2 separate regions of the Homo sapiens genome follow, and region 1 is linked to region 2. The links are chromatin contacts, found by POLR2A ChIA-PET in ENCODE. All regions are on one chromosome and are shown on one strand. The core of a region is the stretch at or near the end of the contact, and the rest is flanking DNA. Distances in the headings are between cores, read along the strand shown. Region 1 holds the start of SLC17A4 (solute carrier family 17 member 4). Region 2 holds the start of H4C3 (H4 clustered histone 3).

Region 1 (4,783 bases), core at 1,765-4,264, 350 kb after region 2:
ACCAATGCCAGGTCACAAGAGCTCCAGCTAAGAAAGACACTTCCTGCTTCTTGCTTCTAACTCCCTACCCACCAGCCCTGGAAAGATCAGAAGCCACAGCTAGCAAGAGGGGTGAGAGGAGTTGCTGACAGAGAAAGGGATCAAGAAACCAACCAAATGATCCCTTCCCTCCCCAGGCCCAAACTGGAGCAGCGGGTTGGGGGGCAGGGGAAAGAAGGTATACTTTTAGATCAAGTTTGGAATTTTCTGGTTTTCACTGGACTGGACCTATTAATTAAAAAATGAGATTATTTGAAGACTACAAATAAGCAATAAATCTATTACTACTGACAATGATCAGAGAAGTTACAGCACCAAGCAGATATAAAGTTACAGCACCAAGCAGATGTAAAGGAATAAAATGTAAAGGGATAAGCAGTAGGTGCTGGTGAAATGAAATCATTTTCCATGTGCTCTCTGTGAAGGACTATTCTTATTAATATAAAAGAAAATAGACCTGATCCTTTGGTGCTATTGTGTTTAAAGATAAGTGGAAATGTTATGTAACGTACCACTAAAGCTGGTAAGTAAGCAACTGACAGAGAAGTTGCCTCAATGATGTCATTCAAAACCACAGATGTTAGACCATGGAACCCTCTAGTCTGCACTGGAATTCGAAAACACACTCAAAATTGAATTGAAATCCAAACAAATACTCATTGGCAAATGGAATGGTTCTGGTAATTCTGAAAAGAAACTTGGTAAAATGAGGGGACTGAATAGTCTGCTGGAAAAATAATTTGCTTATCATTTATTTTCACACCTCAGGGCAATTAGTTGAATTGAAAAAATCATATCAGTCACAAGAACTAAAGACATAGCTTTCAGGGCAACATTTTTTTCCACAAGCTATACCCACACAGACTCTTCGAGTGTTCCAATGTCTAAGAGTTCACTGGCCGCAAGTTCATTCATTGATTCAGTAAATATTTATTGAATCAATGAATGCAATGTTGTGCTTTCATAGCTCCATCTCCTGCATGACTGAAGAACTTAGTTCTCATTAAATTGCCCTCTCCTTTTACTTATTATAACCAGAAATCAATTGCCAGTTTTTTCAGTAACAGGCGATAATGGTTTTGCTGGCGTTAATGAGAGCAGTGGGAACAGACAGCCGAGGGTGAAGGGAGGACAGTGCTGTTGTGGGGACAGCGTGATGCAGGCACAGACAGTACACCTGCGAGAAAGTTACATCCCAGGAGGGGCACATATGAAAAGAAAGAAGTAAGAATGCCACATGGTATGAAAAAAACAAGAGTAGCATTGACAGCAACTAGGTCATTAGCATCAGGAGAGGAGGGCAAGCACTCTGCCTAGTCTAACCACTTACCTAGTGTGGTTGTGTGAAATGGTTATATTTGAGCTGAAACGGGAACACTGAGAAGGAGACAGCGCTGAGCAAGAACAATTCCAGGCAGAGGAACCAGCAAGTTTGTCACGTTTTTCTAGGCAGAAGGTAGTCCAACATGGCGATGCAGAGTGAATGAGGAGGTTAATGGTAGGAGATGAGATCAAAGGGGTGGGCAGGATGGTCTCGATCTCCCAAAATGGCCAGACCATTTTGGGTCCTATAGGCCTGGTAAGGGGACTGGATCTACTATGGCCACTGTGTGGCACATGGGCTGTAAAGGACAAGATTGAGAACCAAGAGACTGAACAAGAAGTTGTTTCTTCACCTGTACAAGTGTTGATGGTGGATGGGCTAGGCTAGTTGTGGTGAAAAAGACCACATTCAGGACCTGTTTTGGAGATATGCCACTAAGACTTGCTAATGAGGTGTATATGGGAATGAGAGAAAGGGAAGAATCATCAGAGACTTCTAGACTTACGGCTTGAGCAAATGAGTGAATAGTGTTGCACTCAAAGAAGTTGGCGAAATGAGCAGGGAGGGCAACAGGTTCCAGAGGAAAAGCAAGAACTTTATTTTGGACACTTGGGGTTGAGACTCCTGTTAGACCCAGAAGGGAAGATTGACAGGTAAGTTTTGTGTCTGTGAGTCCATAGCTAAGAACAGAAGGGCCTTTGTAGAAATATAAATGTGTGAGTCATCAGCCTTATCTATTTATTTTGAAACCAGGTAAATGAGGAAAAAACAGCAAAGAAATGGAGCCAGCCATTCTTATATCAATTTCTCATCAGTTTTTCTTGCCAAGACTGCTTGTGTCTGTTCTTTTTGGATTCATATGCACCCTGTTCCTCTGCTAGTTATCAGTCCACTGTAGAATGAGACTTTTCCTTAAGGTGCTGGGCAGAGCTATTAACAGCTCAAATGTCATCTTAGGTGGTCTCAGCACTGAACATTTTTCCTCCTTATGAGAAACAGCCCATGGCTCTTATTCACAGTTTGCAAATAAAGTCCTCTGCCCTAAACTCTTCATCATTAACTACTTCCCAAAGCCATATTAGATTTCATTTATTTTGCTTTCCCATAAATTCGCTGGAACCAAACCAGAACCGTTTGGTTTTCATTAATTTTTTAGGCATGATGAAAATCTTCCTCTCTGAGAATTCAGTATTGGCATTTATTGTCTCACTGTGGATTTGATCAATGCTTAAAAAAATTAATGTACTTCACAAAAACAATCCAAATATATCATTTAGTTTCTGTCTCTTCCTCTCTCTCTTTCTTCCTCTGTGTGTGTGTGTGTGTGTGTGTGTGTGTGTGTGTATGTGTGTGTGTCTGTCTGTCTGTCTCTGTTCAGCTATACTTTTAGAAAATTTCATTCTCTTGAATTAATTCCCTGTAGTTCCAGGGCTCTTAATGCAACATCCCTTCTCACTTACCAGAATTATCTCAGGACACAGGCATTCTCTTCTCCACTCCCACAATCTCTGCCCCTAAACAGCAAATTAAGCTGCTCTCTAACAGAAACAGACCCATTCCCATCATCTCAAAAGCAGAATATTAAGGGTAAAAGTTTGAAAGCTAACTAACCTGAGGGAGGAAGAGTGCAGGATCCTCATTCCTTTCAAATAAATATTCTAAGCTCTTTGCAATTGTCTAATTCTGGGAGGTAAATAATTACCCAAAACCTTTAGCCCTTATGTTACCAGCTTGGAGAATTTTATTGGCCCAGTGGTTTAATTTTTAACTTTACATTTTATTGTTTGATTGATAATCAAATCAAGCTCATTAAATCTTCCTCATGCTTCAAGCCCAGCTGAGGTCACCTATGTCTTCCCTCATCCTTAATCAGAATCAATGTCCCTTCTTATAAGGATCCTGACACCCCACATGTTTCACTGACAGCACTATCCCCTTCTGGGGTCTCTCAGAGTTATTATAATCTTCATGGAGATGGGGTATATTTTGCCCCTTTTGAGTCCCTTTTCCACCATCCTGCTGTTTAATAGAACTGAGCTTTCCAAAGAGGAGAGACTTAATACATTTTGGTCGACTTGAGTGATTTTTATGGTTTTCTGATTGTAATTTTTTGCACAAAGGCCATTGAGTTTTCCATGAAAATTAACTCTGTGATTCTCCTCCCTTTTATGGCAAAACATTTCAGAAGACTCATACATATTTGCATTCTGGTTCCCCACCTCTAGTTTTCTCATGAATCCATCAGCAACAAGACAGCCCTTAGCAAAGCCATCACCAGCCTCTCTGCCAGCAAATCCAGTGGTCACATCCCAGGCCCCATCTGTCAGTGCTTGACAGATTCCACCACTCGTTCCTTCTTGATGCCTTGTTTCATTTAATTCATTCAGATCTGATTTTCCTCGTGTCTCATTGGTTGTTCCTTGTCAATACGTTTTGCTGAATCCTTATCTTTTCTCTGGTTTCTAATGTTGATATGCCTAAGACTCTGTCCTTGAACTTCCTCCCTATCTAAACTCACTCCCAAGGAGATCTCAGCCAGTCCCCTTTCCTTTCACACCCAATTCTGACCTCTTCTCTGAGCTTCGACTTCAACTTCATCCATCTCTCCTTGAGTACCCATTAGGTATCTCAGTCTTATGACTGCAAGCAGAACTGAATCTCCCTCCAACCCTACTCCTGGCCCAGGATCCCCCATCTTGGTTAATGGCATTACCATTTCCCTGTTAATCTTGCCAAAAAAAAGTCAGCCTTCATTCTATACTTTCCATCAACATTAATTCCAACAGTATGTTCTATCAGTTCCACCTTCATCTCTTTCCATTATTTTTTATTTTCTCCATTCCTATCACAATCATCTATCACCAGGGTAAATAAAATGATTATTTACCGGGCCCCACTGTTTCCATTCTCTCTCTTTTAATCCACCCCACATAGCAGGCAGAATGTTGGAAATGTACATATGATCATGTTACTTACTGGTGTAAAAGTCTTCCAAAGCCTTCCCAGAGAACCTAGGAGAAAAGAGAGCAAATTCACCTTCCTGAAGGTGCTCCAACACCTTACATCACCTTGGACACACCAACCTTACTGACCTCTGCCCTGCTGTCCTTCCCTCACTAAATTCCAACTAGTTCTGCCTTGTCCATGAAGTTCAAGGCCTTTACACTTGCAGTTCCTCCTGTCAGTGATGCCCAATTCCCCAAGATGATTGCCAAGTGTTTTACCAATGTTGTTAGAAAAGTAAAACACTTGAAAATAGATTTTCCAAGAAGCCTCTAATATGGTCTTGATTTTGTGTCAGCCTAGGCTAACTTGCATATTTGTGTCTTAGTTTTAATAAATCTTTTTTAATTTTTAAAAATTAAAAATAGATCAAAGCTTATAGAATAAGGGTATAAAGAAAATGTTTGGTGTTTTTTT
Region 2 (4,565 bases), core at 930-3,429:
TGTAAGTTTCATCAGACTACCAGAGCATACCGAAGACTGAAAAATTTTAAGAATCCAAACCTTAATGGAAATGTTGGAGGCTGCCCAATTAGGTTCTGAATTCCACCTTCCTGAATCACAAACTTGTTTTAACTCTCAGTCTGAGGTAAACTACGTTTCTCTTTAAACAGACATAGTTTAATTTTCCTTTGATTTTTGATTTAGTATTCTTACTGATCATCATAAATAACCAATGCTAATGTTAGTCTACTTTGGACCATGGTATTTCGAGAAACTTTGAACAAAGTCCCCTGCAAAACTATGCATTGCATTATTTCACATACATTTATGTTTTCCAGACGGTTCAATAGTACCTCACTTTTCTGAACTTATTTGTATAGTTTGGCATCTTTTTAAAAATTGTGTCCTATAATGAAAGGTTGTAAACATTATGTTTTAAATTTGTATAGATAAAATCAACCACAGACCTTTCCTTGCTTGGATGTAATTGCCATTGTTTCCCAATGAGTTCGGAATTACTAGGATTGTGCAAAAATATGCCTCACTTGCCTGACATAGCAGAGAGCCATTTTGCCTAAATGCTGTGCCCAGCAATGGACTGTCACCAGATTCTCATCACATACAGTGAGGATGAACAACTAGCCTCTCCCAGCAGCTGGCCGGTCTCTCAATAATATGGGACTCCCTCAAGATGGCTTCCTGCACCTTTGCTCCTCTAGCCTTGTATGTATACAAGGCTAGCATGCCTGGCATACATAAGGTTAAAAACAAAATCAATAAGTTATGGTTCTTCCTCCAGTTCTGGGGATTATTAGACCACTTTTTTGTTTTGTTTTGTTTTGGATGGAGCCTCGCTCTGTCACCCAGGCTAGAGTGCAGTGGCACAATCTCGGTTCACTGCAACCTCTGCCTCCTGGGTTCAAGCAGTTCTCTGGCTCAGCCTCCCACGTAGCTGGGATTACAGGTGCCCGCCACCACGCCCGGCTAATTTTTGTATTTTTAGTAGACGGGGTTTCACCATCTTGGCCAGGCTGGTCTTGAACGCCAGACCTCGTGATCCACCCACCTTGGCCTACCAAACTGCTGGGAATACAGGCGTGAGCCACCGCGCCCGGACTTAGACCACTTTGTTTTGGCCAATAGGACAACAGCCATAGAACCCTCCGCAAATGAGAGCTTGTCCCTAAAGATGCTTTATTTACATAGCTGTGTGCCGCATGAGCCAAAAGGTGATAACCTTTGTTCAACACGCGCCTCCAGCCCTTCGGTTAAGTCCAAAGTACCATTCTTAGAATGCTCTAAAATACATAATTTTTTTTTTTTTTTTTTTTTTTTTTTTTGAGGAGTCTCTCTCTGTCTCCCAGGCTGGAGGGGAGTGGCGCGATCTCGGCTCACTGCAATCTCTGCTTCCGGGCTAGCTGGGCCTACAGGTGCAGACCACCACGCCCGGCTAAGTTTTGTATTTTTTTTGGTAGAGGGGGTTTCACCATTTTGGCCAGGCTGGTCTCGGATTCTTGATCTCAAGTGATACACTAGCTTTGGCCTCCCAAAGTGCTGGGATTACAGTCGTGAGCCACTGCGCCCAGCAAAATGCTTTTTGTGGAGCCAATCACTTTATTAGCGCTTACCTCTCTATGCCTACTTTATGCTTTGAAATTTTGTCACAGTGTGGCCGGTCATGGCAAACACAATTCATTCTTATGCAGGATGTCACGGTTATTTCTGTCATCCAAACTCATTCTCGCAACGCATTTCAGCTCTTTAAACGACTTTGTGAGCGGCCCTGAAAAGGGCCTTTGGGTTTTTTTGTTTTTGTTTTTTGAAGTTCTCAGGAGACCGCGTATTCTTAGATTCAGCCGCCGAAGCCATACAGAGTGCGCCCCTGACGTTTTAGGGCATATACTACATCCATGGCTGTGACAGTTTTGCGCTTGGCGTGCTCCGTATAGGTGACGGCGTCTCGAATAACGTTCTCTAAGAAAACCTTAAGCACACCTCGAGTCTCCTCATAGATAAGACCGGAAATGCGCTTGACGCCACCGCGCCGAGCCAAACGGCGAATAGCCGGTTTTGTAATGCCCTGGATGTTATCCCGGAGCACCTTACGATGGCGCTTAGCACCACCCTTCCCCAAGCCTTTTCCGCCTTTGCCGCGACCAGACATGATTCCTATCGCAGTGGAAGGTATGAACTGAAACAGTTCCTTAAATACAAACTTGGCGGACCTGATTGAAAACAACATGAGTTGGCGCGGTTTTTTTTTTTTTTCAAATTTGGTCACCAAGTGGGTGGAGCAAGAAAAACTGTTTCATTATGGTTCATTGTTTTGATTGGCCAGTGACAGCTTGCTCTTTGTGGGAGTGGAAGGGTGTTTGCAAGTTGAATGCGCTGTATTCCTGTCAGCTTAATGACGCTAAGCATAGCCCCATTCCACATTTCTTTTTATTTCCACTTGCTAACTAATAAATTACGGAATAGTTTATTGGGGAACATACAAATAATGTTTAAAGGAGGTCAGATTTATAGGTCAAGGGATTTACCCTCCCAATCATTTTAATATTTTTATTTAAACCAGGCATTTTGATGGCCTTCTCTGTGCTGGACAAGGTATAAGTTTGGCTATGAAGTTTCACTCCTAAAGACCCTATGTTTTGGGAAGGCAAAAAGGTAGCCAAATAATTGCAAATTAAAACCTCATAAGTGCAAACTTCTTCCTCGTCACTTTCCCTATCTCGATTCAAATATTTGTTGAATGACTCATTTTTCTGCAAAAGTCTGAGAGAGACAGGGAATATAAACTTAAGTCTGGATAATATGTTTTCCCGGGACGCTCTTCCTGGTCTGCTGTGCCTGTTTGCTGTGCCTGAAATTCCAAACACTCTTCCCTTCCCTCCGTTTTTAATCCCCTTTCAACTTGCTACAGCTTTAGAGAAAAGAACATTCGTTTTGTACAGTTGGGGATTAATTGAAGTGTAGGGCTAATACTTGATTAAGGTCATTACAAAATCTACAGGGTCTTCCTCTGGGAGGTTTTTGTGATAAGATTATTGGTGTTAAAATAAGGCTAATCCCCTTGAAAAATAAATAGAATAGCAGAATTGGGTCTGAATGTGGTTTGAAGAAAGGGACTTCTCAATTCAAAATTTTATTCTTAGCTTCCTGCGGGAGCTTTCCAGAATGCCCATAAGATCCACTTTTGTTTAAAAAACAAAAACAACCCCACCCACCACTCTCTGGTTAATAAATGAATTTCTATTGGGAATATTTAGAATGGGGCTGTGGCCTGTGAGAGACATTATATAGTAACCTCAGACTTGCTCACATGAAGAGAAGAAATCCAGGAATGGAGAAAAAAGACCCAGGAAAGGCCAGAATGCTCTACATGTCATATTGTTTGTATCACTTCTGAAATAATTGATTACATTCTTCTGCCCCAAATTGAGTTCTTAGGTTCTTCCACTCACTGTCCACATGCCACAACACAGACCTTATAACTAGAGACTTAGCTAGGAAGAAATGTCAAACATTACAGAGAAAAAATGCAGAGTCTGAGATCATAAGTAAAACTCTGAAATCTCAACATGCCTTTTAATTCATGAAAATAAAAAATATAGCAGCATATGCAATATGACAATTCTCTGAAAACATACATCATGTGAACTACCCTGGAACACATCTCGCCAAGTGCCATCTTCATTTTAACCAGAGGTCTAGGATGCCTTTCCTTTATTTTGCCTATTATATCATTTATAAAACCCCATTTTTATTTTGATATTTTATTTACTTTCTATTTCCTGCTCCTAATATCTCCTTTCTAAACTTTTCTCAATGACAGTGACTCAAAAACAATGAATGTCAGAACAAATATTTAAAGGATCTGTACATGTAGATATATATATTTAAAATGGATTCTTCCACTCTGCGAAGAATTCAGGCATACTCAATCTTATGGTTAGGGAGAGATTAGGCTCACTCGCCTAATCTGTATGGCTTCTCGTTCGCTTTCCATTTCACCTTCCTCTCACCCATCAGATCAAACTCATTCATTGAACAAGAGACCTAAGCCCTTCAGATTAAAACTCTGCAAACAAGTTGTGGTTGAGAGGATACATGAAGCATTCAAACAAATAAATCTATGATATTAATCAGAGGTTAATCTATGATATTAATCAGAGGTTAATGCAGTGGCTCACGGCTGTAATCCCAGCACTTCAGGAGGCTGAGTTGGGAGAATCGCTTGAGCTCAGGAGTTCAAGACCATTTTGGGCAACATAGCAAGTCTTCATCTCTACTTAAAAAAAAATAACCAGAGGTGTTATGAAAATATAAATTGTCCAGAACTACCCTCCACAAACTAACTCTCTCAGAATATTCGATATGAGGAATGAAATATGGTGTGTGTGTGTGTGTGTGTGTGTGTATGTGTGTGTGTGTGTGTGTGTATGCACCTATATATGGCACCTATATATTCAACAAACAATTCTGATAATTGGCCAGGGTTGAGAATGACTAGCAGCCCAGCATACACTATCAGTTTTAAGTATATAATTGCGCTTTAGTAAAAT

Evidence for each region. ChIA-PET counts read pairs that join two places held with the same protein, here RNA polymerase II (POLR2A).
Region 1: POLR2A ChIA-PET joins it to region 2 with 13 read pairs in WTC11. The contact joins the promoter of SLC17A4 here to the promoter of H4C3 in region 2. POLR2A ChIA-PET finds 5 or more read pairs at or near these places in 2 of 52 experiments (Panc1 and WTC11).

What each region holds. Positions count from the first base shown.
Region 1 is chr6:25,752,973-25,757,755 of GRCh38, reverse strand. SLC17A4 (solute carrier family 17 member 4) reads right to left here and starts at 3,014. Exons shown (of 12, transcript NM_005495.3): 1 at 2,975-3,014. It also overlaps a transcript of SLC17A1 not described here.
Region 2 is chr6:26,101,547-26,106,111 of GRCh38, reverse strand. H4C3 (H4 clustered histone 3) reads right to left here and starts at 2,179. Exons shown (of 1, transcript NM_003542.4): 1 at 1,775-2,179. The coding sequence starts at 2,164. The coding sequence ends at 1,853. RefSeq lists enhancers at 1,817-2,507, 2,532-2,641.